2 separate regions of the Homo sapiens genome follow, and region 1 is linked to region 2. A link is a contact called in ENCODE Hi-C or POLR2A ChIA-PET data. All regions are on one chromosome and are shown on one strand. Each heading gives the region's core, a stretch centred on a gene start or an enhancer-like site at or near the end of the contact. The rest is flanking DNA. Distances are from core to core; before and after follow the strand shown. Region 1 overlaps ZNF664-RFLNA (ZNF664-RFLNA readthrough). Region 2 overlaps ZNF664-RFLNA (ZNF664-RFLNA readthrough).

Region 1 (6,965 bases), core at 1,846-4,345, 62 kb after region 2:
CCGACCTCAGGTGACCTGCCCGCCTCAGCCTCCCAAAGTGCTGGGATTATAGGCGTGAGCCACCGCACCCAGCCTATATGCAGGTTTCTGTGTAGACATAAGCTTTCAGATCAGTTTGACAAATTCCTAGGAATATGATTTTTGGATTGTATGGTAAGATTATAATTATCTTTGGAAGATGCCGTCAAACTGCCTTCCAAAGTGGCTGCACCATTTTGCATTCCCACCAGCAGCAATGAGGGTTCCTGCTGCTCCACGTCCTTGCAACGTTTGGTGTGTTTCAGATTTTAGCCATTGCGTAGTGGTATGTAGTGGTAAAAACAAGTAATTCTTTTTATAAATTAAAAAAAAATGTAGCTTTGTGTTATTTATAAGTTGGTTTTAGATGGATAATTGTTTAAGAAGTCTAAGCATACTCATTCATTCATTCAGTAGATATTTGTTGAGCACCTACTATGTGCCAGATATGTTTTAGTAGCTCATGACACAGCAGTGAACAAAGTAGACCCAAATCCTTGTCCCCTCGAAGCCGAGATTCTAGTGGGAGCAGATGGGAGATCTATAAGGTCAGCAAATAAAACACATAGGAAGATGAGTGGGGATCAGAGCTTTGGAGAAAGAGATCAAGGGAGTGGGGGTTATGGGGTACTGGGGAGGGTTGTGTGCACCATCTCAGATGGGGGCCAGGAGGGCCCTCTCTGGGAGGGACATCTGCATGGCCTTAGAAAGGCCAAGACAAGGAGTGGTGGGTGTGGGTGGCGTGCGTGAGGACCAGCAGCACCGCCAGGAGGTGGGAGTGGAGGGAACGAGGACACCATTAGGAAGGGCAGCCAGCCGAGCAACTGGGAGGAGATGGGGGATCACACAGGGCCTCCTGGACCATTGTGAGAACTTAAGCTTTTGCAATAAGTGAGATGTGAGCCCTGGCAGAGTTTTGTGCAGAAGAGTGACAGGAACAGGTGAATGCTTTAAAAGGATCATGTCGCATGTTAAAATACAAGCTGGAGCATGTCACTCTTCTGTTTAAAGCCCTGCAATGGTTCAGCCTGAGATGCCAGTGGCCTTGCCGGGGGTGGACAGCAGGGGTTGCATTCTGGAGGCGTCCGGAAAGCAGAACCAATAGGATTTGCTGACAAATGGCACGTGTGATACAAATGACAGAGAGAAATTGGGGATGGCTTGAAAACATTTGACTTGAACAGCTGGAAGATTGGATGGCGACTTTATACCTGGTTTCAGGTTTTTGTGTTGTAAATCACATTCTCTGATGCATAGTTTAAATAAACAGCTTGAGGTGTCTTTGTAGGAATTTTAATGCCTCGCCATGGAGTCCAGCACATTATTCAAGTTTGATGAACTCTGGCTCAAAAAGGGTATTCCTGTGCAGCAGGACCATAGAACTTATTGTCCAAACTGGGGCATCTCGAGTGAAAAGACTGCTGTTTCTAATCACACTGGGACAACCCATGTAAACCTGGGCTGCCCCAGGCAAAATGGGATGTATTGATGGTTTAGTGAGTGATAGTTCCTGGAAACTGAAAGAGTGAAGCAAGAGAAAGAAAGATGGGAGAAGAAGGGAGAGAAAAAGGCAAGGATAGACCTGCCCACCGGTGAAGGTTGCGGGGCACGTTATCAGGAGGGACAGAAAGTGAAAGGCGAGGTTTCTTTTGCCCAGGGAGGACTGGAATGGCGGGGGCCCTGCTGTGGGTGTTGAGTCCCCAAGGAGCTGCCATCCTCATTTTATCTGGGATGCTCTCTCTATCATCACTCCACTTCCAGATATGTCAGCTCCAGAGGGCAGTCAACACACAAGACTGGACACAGGAGAAAGAGCTTGGGAAAAGGAAGTCTCTAATCCGGAGCCAAAGAGAAGAGCTTGTAACTGATCACGCATGCCTGTGGGTCCAGGCGTCATATTTTGGAGGCAGGTCTCTTTCCTGAGACCCCGGGCTGTGAACAGGTCAGAGGGGTGGACTAAGCCGAATGGTGGTTCTCCCAAAAATGTGTCCACCCAGAACCTGTGAATGCGACTTTATTGGGAAAAAAGGTCTTTGCAGATGTGATTAGGTTCCGTGTCTTGAGTAGTAAACAAAACAAAGTCCCCTGCCCTCAGAGCTGATGCTGTAGCACAGTGACATCCCCGATGTTATGCTGGTTAGTGTGGGAGCTGGGAAAGAATGTGTCCCAAGGAGGTCCTTTCCACTCGACTTGCTGACAGCTCTGATGAGAACTGCAGGGCCTTCCTGTTTCTCTCCAAGCAAAAGCCAGAGCTTTTTCCAAGGTCTCTGTCACCACACACACCACCCCATTCCCTCTCTCATCTCCTCCTCTCATGCACACTGCCCCAGCCACCCCCGCCTCCTCACTGTTCCTGGAGCCTTCCAAATATGCTCCCTGCCCCAGGGCCTTCGCACCTGCTGTGGCCGTGCCTGGGACACTTTCCCCCTCAGCTTGGCTAAATCCCTGTGATCGCTTCGTGTTGCTGCTGTAACAGATGATCACAAACCGAGTGCTTAAAACAATGTACATTCATTATCTCACAGTTCTGGAGGCCAGAAGTCCAAAATGCATCTCACCGGGCTAAAATCAAGTCGTCCACAGGGCTGCATTCCTTCTGGCGTGCTGTGAGAGGCTCTATTCCCTGACCTTGTCCAGCATGTAGAAACTTCCTGAATTCTTTAGCTCATGGCTCCTTCCTCATCTTCAAAGTGCACATTCCAACCTCTGATTCTGTCATCACTTCTCTTCTGACCTGATCCTCCTGCCACCTCCCTCTTTTTTTTTTTTTTTTTTTTTTGAGACGGAGTCTTGCTCTGTTGCCCAGGCTGGAGTGCAGTGGTGTGATCTCAGCTCACTGCAACCTCCACTTCCCGGGTTCAAGAGATTCTTCTGCCTCAGCCTCCTTAGTAGCTGGGATTACAGGTGTGCATGACCACACCTGGCTACTTTTTTTTTGTATTTTTAGTAGAGATGGGATTTCACCATGTTGGCCAGGCTGGTCTTGAACTCCCGACCTCAGGTGATCCATCTGTCTCGGCCTCCCAAAGTGCTGGGATTACAGACGTGAGCCACCGTGCCTGGCCATATCTATTCTTTATTACCTGCTTCCCGCAGTAAAATGCCAGCCCCAGAGGGCAGGGATCTTGACCATTTTCCTGCTTCCTTAATAGGAGCTCAGAGGATCTGAACAAGGGTGCTATTTATTGAAAGAAAACACGAGAGCAATTAGCCAGTGCCACCAACAGGCACGCCTAGCTCAGTCTCCAGACGGACGATTCCAGAATCAGACAGCTCTGTGCCGTTCCCCTGCACACATGGCCTTGAAAGCAGCTGGCCCAGTGGCCTCGGGTTCCAGGCTTGCCACAGCTCTGCTCTTCCTGACCTCCAGCCTGGGGCCTGGGGCCTTTTTCCAGTTTCAAAATGATAGTAAAAGGAAATTCAACAGCACTCCAGTGATGATGGGGTATTTTCTAAGACACAATTTTCTAAGTCTTGATGCTTCCAATTTCTGCCATATCGGGAGCATTTGGCCATCTTTTGGAAGTGAAATCTGTTTTATTGGTCTTAATCTTGTTCAGTTGTTTCTCCGGGGCCTGCGCGACACTGTCAGGGCCTTGGAGGCAGCTTTGGCAGGACTTCTGGGGAAAGTGCCTACTGGTGATAGAAAAAAATGGGGCCTTGGTCTGTTGGATTCCCAAAAATGCAGGCATTCCCAGCTGCTGGAGAGCAGGCACTCAGGGCCCCGGCTGCAGCTGCAGCTGGAAAAAGAAAAGGGAAAAAAAGGGAGAAGGAGGCTTTGAGAGCAGCTTTTCCGCACGGTTCCAGGAAGCTAGATTGGGTATATCCAAACGAGGTGGTTCATGGTAAAATCAGAAAAAAAGAAAAACCACAATGGAAAAGCAAGGGAAAGAACAGTTTCTTCTAAAGAGAAACGCACAGAGGCCATGTGAGTTAATCCCACCCTCCCCTTCGCTAGTTATCTTTTTGCTGGGTTGCATAACTGAGGAGGGAGAAAGATCCTAGGGCTGAGAGTTGGAACACAGAGGTTTTGTTTCATTTTTTTAATTAAAAAAAGTTTTATTTCCATAGGTTTTTTGGGGAAAAGATGGTATTTGGTGACATGAGTCAATTCTTTAGTGGCGATTTGTGGGATTTTGGTGCACCCATCACCCAAGCAGTGCACACTGCACCCAATTTGTCATCTTTTATCCCTCACCCCCTTCCCACCCTTTCCCCGAGTCCGCAAAGTCCATTGTGTCATTCTTATGCCTTTGCATCCTCATAGCTTAGCTCCCACTTATGAGTGAGAACATAGGATGTTTGGTTTTCCATTCCTGAGTTACTTCACTTAGAATGATAGTCTCCAATCCCATCCAGGTTGCTGTGAATGCCATTAATTCATTCCTTTCTATGGCTGAGTAGCATTCCATTGTGTATATATGCCATGGTTTCTTTATTCACTCATTGATTGATGGGCATTTGGGTTGGTTCCACAATTTTGCAATTGCAAATTGTGCTGCTATAAACATGCGTGTGCAAATATCTTTTTCATATAATGACTTCTTTTGCTCTGGGTAGATTCCCGGTAGTGGGATTGCTGGATCAAATGGTGGTTCTGCTTTTAGTTCCTTAAGGGATCTCCACACTGTTTTCCATAGTGGCTGTACTAGTTTCATTGCCATCAGCAGTGTAGAAGGGAACACGGAGGTTCTTTTTTTTTTTTTTTTTTTTTGAGACAGAGTCTTGCTCTGTTGCCCAGGCTGGAGTGCAGTGGCGCGATCTCGGCTCACTGCAACCTCCACCTCCTGGGTTCAAGCAATTCTCCTGCCTCAGCCTCCTGAGTAGCTGAGATTATAGGCGCCCGCCACCATGCCCAGCTAATTTTTTTGTATTTTTAGTAGAGATGGGGTTTCACTATGTCGGTCAGGGTCAGGCTGGTCTTGAACCCCTGACCTCGTGATCCACCCACCTTGGCCTCCCAAAGTGCTGGGATTATAGGTGTGAGCCACCGCGCCCGGCCAACATGGAGGTTCTAACCGAACTCTGCCTTGAACATGAGCTGTGTGACTTTGGGTAAATCACTCACCCTTTCTGAGTCTCATTTTCCTCATCTGTACAATGAAGGGATAGTAATTATTCTAGCTTCCGAGACTGTGGGGAAACTCAAATGAAATAACATACAATATCATTAATATTAGAGTCACTATTGTTATGATTCCAGTTTTACAGATGGAGAAACAGGGCTGGACTGTTGAGACCCGGACTCCCAGGTCATTACTTCTAATTTCCAGAATCCTTGCTGGATTCCTCTTTTAAGGCGACTTACCTAAGCTAAATTTAATGGAGTCTATTTCGGCAATTGTTTAAAATTTTGAAGATTCACCTGAATAGCAGAACTTTCCTACCTAAAGCAAATAATATCTAATTTATAAAAAGTTAACTTCTCAAGAGCAGCACCTCTAAGTTCAGGAGGTTCATGTCTTTATAAATATGTGGTTTGTACTTACTATTTGGACATAATAAAAAAAGGGGTTCTTAACTAGGGAGAGGTTTGAAATAATGATTTCAGGATGTTATAATACACATTTGGTGCTTTTTAAAAAAAATGGAGTAGGGGAGAGGTTTGGCTGGAAGAGTAACATTTCACCACCAAGTGGCTCAATTAGAACCTGAATGCGAATTGCTTCTCACCTCCTATATTCATGCCTTTTGCAATGTGACCTTGAAGCTTCTCCAGTCCACAAGGTGGCAGGTATTCACCACCTTCTGTGAGTTGCCTTAGCCAAGAGAATGAGAAGAAAGTGATGATGTGCCAGTCCCCAAGGTAGGCCTCAAGGGCTGTTGTTTGTTTCCACTTAATCACTTGAGTCTCTGCCACCGTTGTGAGAACAAGCCTAGTTAGACATGTGGAGCACAGGTTAGCCATCTAGCGGTTCCTGCTGAGGCCAGCCTGGATTAGCCAACATCCAGCCAACTCCTAGACATCTGGGAGAGCCCAGCCAAGATCAACAGAGCCTCCTACCAACCACCCCAGATGTGTGGGTAGTGAACACTCACTGGTGTTTGCCTCTGAACTTCTGCAGTTGTTTGTTTTGCAGTGATAACTGACTGATACAAGTACCAAGGCCAGATGAGTCTCAGAGGAGCCATCGAACCCACCCTCCTTTACCAAATCCCCTCTGGGAGAAATGTCCTATTCCTGGAGTGTTATAGGTGCATTAAAGACTGTGCCTGACTTTGAGTGACACATGTGAGGTGTTTGGGAATGTGTTTGGTGCAGCCTCTGCTGCTGCCAGCTGGTGCCCTGCCCTGAGTGGCTTTCTGGGTGTGGCTTGGGTTGGGCTGGCCTGGAGGGGGAAGAACCACCTCATCTAGTTTCCCTGGACTTTGTGCCGGCTTCTGGAGGTTCCATATCCACTGAGTTCTGCAATAGGAAAAATAGTCATCATCATCATCATCATCATCACCATATGTATTTATCAGGCCCTTATATACCAGGCGTGAACTGGACTGTTTCCTTATGTTCCCTCATTCCTTTGTCACAATAGTCCTCTGAGGAGGGTTGTTACCCCCATTTTACAGATGAGTGTATTAGTCCGTTTTCATGCTGCTGATAAAGACATACCTGAGACTGGGAAGAAAAAGAGGTTTAATTGGATTTACAGTTCCACATGGCTGGGGAGGCCTCAGAATCATGGTGGGAGGTAAAAAGTACCTCTTACATGGCAGTGGCAGGAGAAAAGTGAGGCAGATGCAAAAGCAGAGACCCCTGATAAAACCATCAGATCTCATGAGACTTATTCACTACTACCAGAGCAGCATGGGGGAAACCACCCCCATGATTCCAATTATCTCCCACTGGGTCCCTCCCACAGCACATGGGAATTATGGAATACAATTCAAGATGAGATTTGGGTGGGGACACAGCCAAACCATATCTTTCCCCCCTTGGCCCCTCCAAATCT
Region 2 (6,979 bases), core at 685-3,184:
CTATGGGAGCAAACTAATGTAGGAAGATGGCAGGACCCTTTACGAGGTATTGTGAAGACTCAATAATGGTATGTAAGTGTCTCAGCACACAGCTGAGAGCCAGGGAGAGTCGTTTCCATTCATAGTGGCTTGGAAGCTTCTGTAAGTGAGTGAGAGAGGGAAAACCCAGGTCTTCATGGTGTCCCCCTCTGGGGACAGTGCCCACTTCTCTTCAGGCTGGTGAACGTCCTGCTGATGTGGACACCGCCAAGTGGAGTGTGGGTCACTGGAGTGAGGTCCTGCACACACAACGGCCTCGGAGACACACACAATTGGACCAAGCATTCAGGAACACCAGCTTGGCGCGCTCCCGGCACCGGAGGGACGCTGCCCCTAGTGACGGTCGCTCCGGCTGTGACGGCTTCCCTCCAGATGCCCTCACTGGAATCCCAGGATGTCCTGGGGGGAATTAAATTAAATCCTGCCAAGGACCTCAGGGGCAGCTGTTGGACAGAGCTCTCCCCTCTTCTCGACTCTCCACCCTGACGAGATAAACGGGCGGTTTCTTTCCTACCTTTCTCCGTGGATCAGTTCACTTTAGACCAGACTTTGTGTCTGTAACATCAACACTGTTGCTGATAGAGACTGTCCTCAGAGGAGGTGTGGTTCCAGCATGTCTACGTACCCATCCAGAAAGGGCGAATATTCTCTGAATTCCCCTAAATCTTTTGGGGCTGGAGCATCCTTTGCAAATCACCGATTCTAAGATCAGCGTTGAGGGGCACCACCAGAACCTCATGTTCAACCCAAACGTGGAGAAATTCCTCCTCTCTTGTTCAGAATCTCACTTCTTGCTCCTCTCTCAAGTGTGCTGAGAAATCAACATTTTTTCTTAGTGCCTCAGCTTCAGACAGAGGTTTAGGAAAGCCACCATCACTGCCTTCTTATTTTGACTCTCTTACCTGTTCCTGTCTGTCCGTCTCACCCAGAAGGAGGAGAGGGCCACGGCTGGGCTAGGCCATTCCCAGGTTTAGTGGGTTGATCTAGACTTCAACCTCACGACCTTGAACGCCTGGCCCTTCCATTCTCTCACCTCTGTGTGCAATCCTCCCTTATGCTCCCTTAGTGAGGGGAGCCAGCCTGCCAGCTGGTAGCAGCGTACAACAACTGATCAACAGTCCTTCCCAGCTCAGAGCCTTTTGTTCCTTTCTTTGTTTAGAGACAGGGTCTTGGATGTTGCCCAGGCTGAAGTACAGTGGAATGGTCACGGCTCACTACAGCCTCAAACTCCCCGGCTCAAGCGACCCTCCTACCTCAGCCTCCCAAATAGCTGGGACTATAGGTGTGCACCACCACACCTAGCTAATTTTAATTTTTTGTAGAGATGGGGTCTTGCTATGTTTCTCAGGCTGGTTTTTTTCGAACCCCTGGCCTCAAGCAATCCTCCCGCCTGGACCTCCCATAGTGCTCAGATTACAGACGTGAGCCACTGTGCCTGGCTCTATTTTTCTTCTTTCCCTCCCCAAGAAAGAAGACAAGGAGATGAGAAACCTCAGCCCTATTTCTTTTTGCTCTGCAAAATCCAAGCCCCATCTTTTTCCTGTTGCCACCAAATTGAGGGCAGCCCCATGTTCCTTCACTGGCTTCTGACCCAAAACTCAGACAAATAAGATCTTGGCATTTCGTGGGCCAAACACAAGAGGTTTCTTTTCTTTCTTTTCTCTCCCCTGTTCCCCTTTTAAAAGTGGGCCTCGGAGGTGTTGCTTTTCCTGCTGAAAGTTCCATCCGATTGGATTTCATGACAGGAAATACCTTACCCACTCTCTCCCTTTCTGCCTCCGCAGTGTTCTCTCCCTTCTGTGGTACGGCTCAGCCTGTTTTGGGCTAAGGAGGCCAGCAAGTCAAACTGAAACAATGTATTACTTGGAGCCAGGCGTGTAAAATGAGGATGCTTGAAGTCGAGCCCAGTGTTTTCTCTTTCCAAATAAACCCCGATGCCCCCAAATGGAAAAATCCAGCTCTCAGAACATAAGCCTGCTGGCTTCTCTCTGGCTGAAAGGTGCTGCATTTGAGCTATTAAAAGGACTCTTTCTATTTTGCAAAAACCAAAGCTCCCCTTGGAGGTTTATGCTGTTCCATGGGGGACTGTTTCTTTGCTGGATGCTGAAAACAAAGGAAACACAACAGCGGCGCTTGCGTGTGTGACCTCTGATGGATTCTGAGAGGCTTTGACACGGCTTGTCTCAATGAATGCTGAGGACACTGTGAGGATGGTGGGGCGCAGGGAGGTTAAGTGCCCAGCGTTACATGATAGGAAGCAGCCGTGGCTGCACTGGAGCTAAGACTTCTGACGCTGGGCGCACACCTGTCCTCAACCAGCTGAGGCTGTCCTGACGCTCTCGTTGGAGGGAGAGAAGGAAGAGTGTCTCACAGCCCTGGATCATCAGTCTGGTCCAGATGCTCAGTCCTGATCCCCTTGGGTATTCCACTTACCATATGTTGGTGCTTCCAGCCTCTGGTCCTAACTCAGGGGCATCACCCTCCAGGAATTGCCCATCGGCCTCTGCAGTGTTGACTTTGCCCTTTTTGGATGCTGACTCTGCATTTGTGTGAGGGTGGGAGATCCACCTTGGATCTCAGCTTTGGCTTTTGGATGTGAGGATAAATTCAGGGTCTTTTTGTCTTTAAAGGAAAAAAGGCTGCATTCTTCCTACCAATCCGTCAGAGCTTTACTTAGGAACAAAGTGTCCTAAGCTTCCGAGAAATTCCCTATCCCTGGGAAGCAACCCCAGGGTTCTCTGTAAGTGACAGGAATGGTTGCTCTGGAGGAATTCTGAGTTGCTGCTAACTCCCGACAGCCTGCCTGACCAGGGCCCCTCGCCTCCTGTCATCCTGAACTTGATTCAGGTTTTGTCCTTGCTAAGGAAGCCAAAAGAAAGGGTCTTACTCCATCTTTCTGCCCTTGGCTTCCTCATTTTCCTTCTCCTGTGAGATCTCGAACAAGCGTCTTGAATGGCTGCTTATGAATAGCCCGGGATGTGGGTTGGGTCCTCCTTCCCGGTCACCCGCCTCCAGGGTGGACATGCCTGCCTGCGGCCCCCACCTCTTTGCTGCATGACACTGTCTTCATAATAAACATCTCTGGGTGACACAAGATTGATGCCTCCATAGAGGCTTCCCGTGGCTCACACAATGCCCCTTTTGTAGGAATTCATGTTTTTCTGCAGGGCAATGCTTGCTGACACTGAGCTGCTTTTGCCAAGATCATAACCCCCACTCCTCACCCCAAAGCTTTTAGGAATGAAGAATTTGGAGCTGCCGTTAGGCCTGCGGATCCGCTGGGTTTCTGCTCGGAGCTGATTGCCACTGAAGGCTGCTTGGACCAAGTCCATATCCCATGGAACTCTGGGCTGGGATGATCCGACCCCTTACAAAGGGCTCTCCCCGGGAATGCCATGCAAAGCATGGTCCCCAGGCTCCTAATTCAGATCTAGAAGCCCCTCAGTGTCTCCCAGCTGCGTGACATTTTGCTGAAATACCAGAGCTATCCCCGCCCCCATTAGCCTCAACTCTGCCTAACCCTCCAAGGACACAGGCAGGTTGGCCAACCTCCACTCAGGAGGCTGGCCCTACAGTATCCAGGCAGGGAGCTTGGGCTGTTGTGTTTCCATTTTCTGTGGGAAATGTCTGAAATGTACATTGCACCTTACAGATCATCAGAAAGATCTCAGCTGGCCTTTGGGAGGCAGAAGGACCCTAAGGGGCGAGGGGATGTGCCTCACTGTAGTGCTGGGACGGTGGCGGGGGGGATGTGCCTGACTCTAGTGCTGGGACGGTGGCGGGAGGATGTGCCTCACTCTAGTGCCGGGACGGTGGCGGGGGGATGTGCCTCACTCTAGTGCTGCGACGGTGGCGGGGGCTTGGCTGTGAGACTCTGGGGAGCAGAAAGCACTCATGGACTTGTCTCCTTTGTGCCTGAAGCTTCCCTCGGGCCGTGTGTCCCATAGGAAGCCGACTCTGATTCGATTAATAATTATAACATCAATGTGTGCTCCCTGCAGAAAATTCAGAGGACACACGGGACAGCAGAGGATGATTAGTACGGACTAGAAGTCACCAAGACCCCTCCTCTTTTTTTTTTTTTTTGAGACGGAGTCTCGCTCTGTCGCCCAGGCTGGAGTGCAGTGGCGCGATCCCGGCTCACTGCAGGCTCTGCCCCTCGGGTTCACGCCATTCTCCTGCCTCAGCCTCCCGAGTAGCTGGGACTACAGGCGCCCGCCACCAGGCCGGCTAATTTTTTGTATTTTTTAGTAGAGACAGGGTTTCACTGTGTTAGCCAGGATGGTCTCGATCTCCTGACCTCGTGATCTGCCCGCCTCGGCCTCCCAAAGTGCTGGGATTGCAGGCGTGAGCCACCGCGCCCGGCTTTTTTTTTCTTTTGTCTCTCTTTTTTTTTTTTTTTGAGACAGGGTCTCACTCTGTCACCCAGGCTGGAGTCCAGTGGTGCGATCATACCTCACTGCAGCCTCAACTTCCTGGGCTTGTTACCCGCGGGTCTTTGTTCTTAGAGCTCCCAAGATGGCGGCAAGCCTTTTGTTCTCTGACCTGGGGTTCTTGGCCTCAGGGATTCCAAGGAATGGAACCTCGGCCATGCAGTCAATGTTTTAGCTCTATTAGAAGCCGTTGGTCACGGAGGAGAACCGCGGACCCCAGCGACTAGTGTTCAGCTTGATTAGGACGAACCCTAATCTGAGCCGCACAGGAACAATGGTGAGCCTCTAGCCCCATCGGGAGCAGCAATGGGTGCCTCGCTGGATCAGAAACGCAGCGGACACCCTGCCGGATCCGGAGGGGTGGAAGTTAGTGGCGGGTCTGCGACGGCGGCAATCAGCAGTGGTGGATGGTGAGTGAAAGCTCAGCTCGAGCTGGAACAAACACGGCGGAGAAGACTGTGCAGTTGTAAGATGTAATAGAGTGAAAACAGAGCTCCCATATAACGGGAGGGGACCCGAAAGCGGTTGCCACTAATGGCTCGAATGCCTGGGTTTATATCCCTATCATTGTCCCTCCCCCTGTGCTCTCAGGCGACAGATGATTGACTATTTCTTTTTTTTTTTTTCTCTCTGTCCAGCAACCACAATTGTTTACTTTTTGGCATGTTTTCTTCCATTATTATTTTGTTTTGTTTTGTTTTGTTTTTTATTGATCATTCTTGGGTGTTTCTCGCAGAGGGGGAGGGATTTGGCAGGGTCACAGGACAATAGTGGAGGGAAGGTCAGCAGATAAACAAGTGAACAAAGGTCTCTGGTTTTCCTAGGCAGAGGACCCTGCGGCCTTCCGCAGTGTTTGTGTCCCTGGGTACTTGAGATTAGGGAGTGGTGATGACTCTTAAGGAGCATGCTGCCTTCAAGCATCTGTTTAACAAAGCACATCTTGCACCGCCCTTAATCCATTCAACCCTGAGTGGATACAGCACATGTTTCAGAGAGCACAGGGTTGGGGGTAAGGTCACAGATCAACAGGATCCCAAGGCAGAAGAATTTTTCTTAGTACAGAACAAAATGAAAAGTCTCCCATGTCTTCCTCTTTCTACACAGACACGGCAACCATCCGATTTCTCAATCTTTCCCCCACCTTTCCCCCCTTTCTATTCCACAAAACCGCCATTGTCATCATGGCCCATTCTCAATGAGCTGTTGGGTACACCTCGCAGACGGGGTGGTGGCCGGGCAGAGGGGCTCCTCACTTCCCAGTAGGGGCGGCCGGGCAGAGGCGCCCCTCACCTCCCGGACGGGGCGGCTGGCCGGGCGTGGGGCTGACCCCCCCACCTCCCTCCCGGACGGGGCAGCTGGCCGGGCGGGGGGCTGACCCCCCCACCTCCCTCCCGGACGGGGCGGCTGGCCAGGCAGAGGGGCTCCTCACTCTTCCCAGTAGGGGCGGCCGGGCAGAGGCGCCCCTCACCTCCTGGACGGGGCGGCTGGCCGGGCGGGGGGCTGACCCCCCCACCTCCCTCCCGGACGGGGCGGCTGGCCGGGCAGAGGGGCTCCTCACTTCCCAGTAGGGGCGGCCGGGCAGAGGCGCCCCTCACTTCCCGGACGGGGCGGCTGGCCGGGCGGGGGGCTGACCCCCCCACCTCCCTCCCGGACGAGGTGGCTGCCGGGCGGAGACGCTCCTCACTTCCCAGACGGGGTGGCTGCTGGGCGGAGGGGCTCCTCACTTCTCAGACGTGGCGGCTGCCGGGCGGAGGGACTCCTCACTTCTCAGACGGGGCGGTTGCCAGGCAGAGGGTCTCCTCACTTCTCAGACGGGGCGGCCGGGCAGAGACGCTCCTCACATCCCGGACGGGGCTGCAGGGCAGAGGTGCTCCTCACATCTCAGACGATGGGCGGCCGGGCAGAGACGCTCCTCACTTCCCAGATGTGATGGCGGCCGGGAAGAGGCGCTCCTCACTTCCTAGATGGGATGGCAGCCGGGCAGAGACGCTCCTCACTTTCCAGGCTGGGCAGCCAGGCAGAGGGGCTCCTCACATCCCAGACGATGGGCGGCCAGGCGGAGATGCTCCTCACTTCCCAGACGGGGTGGTGGCCGGGCAGAGGCTGCAATCTCGGCACTTTGGGAGGCCAAGGCAGGCGGCTGGGAGGTGGAGGTTGTAGCGAGCCGAGATCACGCCACTGCACTCCAGCCTGGGCACCATTGAGCACTGAGTGAACGAGACTCCGTCTGCAATCCCGGCACCTCGGGAGGCCGAGGCTGGCGGATCACTCGCGGTTAGGAGCTGGAGACCAGCCCGGCCAACACAGTGAAACCCCGTCTCCACCAAAAAAATACGAAAACCAGTCAGGCGTGGTGGCGCGCGCCTGCAATCGCAGGCACTGGGCAGGCTGAGGCAGGAGAATCAGGCAGGGAGGTTGCAGTGAGCCGAGATGGCAGCAGCACCGTCCAGCTTCGGCTCGGCATCAGAAGGAGACCGTGGAAAGAGAGGGAGAGGGAGACCCTGGAA

What was found. Hi-C counts contacts between places; a loop is a spot of excess contacts on that map. ChIA-PET counts read pairs that join two places held with the same protein, here RNA polymerase II (POLR2A). Pooled maps may share reads with other maps.
Region 1: a map of endothelial cell of hepatic sinusoid shows a loop between it and region 2 (5-fold over the local background). The contact joins two enhancer-like sites. A Hi-C loop is called at or near these places in 1 of 168 maps with a recorded cell type or tissue (endothelial cell of hepatic sinusoid) and 1 of 50 pooled maps. POLR2A ChIA-PET finds 5 or more read pairs at or near these places in 2 of 52 experiments (BJ and RWPE1).

What each region holds. Positions count from the first base shown.
Region 1 is chr12:124,156,601-124,163,565 of GRCh38, forward strand. All of the region lies in intron 3 of ZNF664-RFLNA (ZNF664-RFLNA readthrough), which reads left to right. Among named protein-coding and RNA genes, the nearest start is that of RFLNA, 140 kb to the right of the region's middle. Within about 2 kb of position 3,096, at least 3 of the 41 ENCODE cell types and tissues checked have a DNase peak (open chromatin) inside an H3K27ac peak, as active enhancers do.
Region 2 is chr12:124,095,982-124,102,960 of GRCh38, forward strand. All of the region lies in intron 2 of ZNF664-RFLNA (ZNF664-RFLNA readthrough), which reads left to right. Among named protein-coding and RNA genes, the nearest start is that of ZNF664-RFLNA, 130 kb to the left of the region's middle. Within about 2 kb of position 1,935, at least 4 of the 41 ENCODE cell types and tissues checked have a DNase peak (open chromatin) inside an H3K27ac peak, as active enhancers do.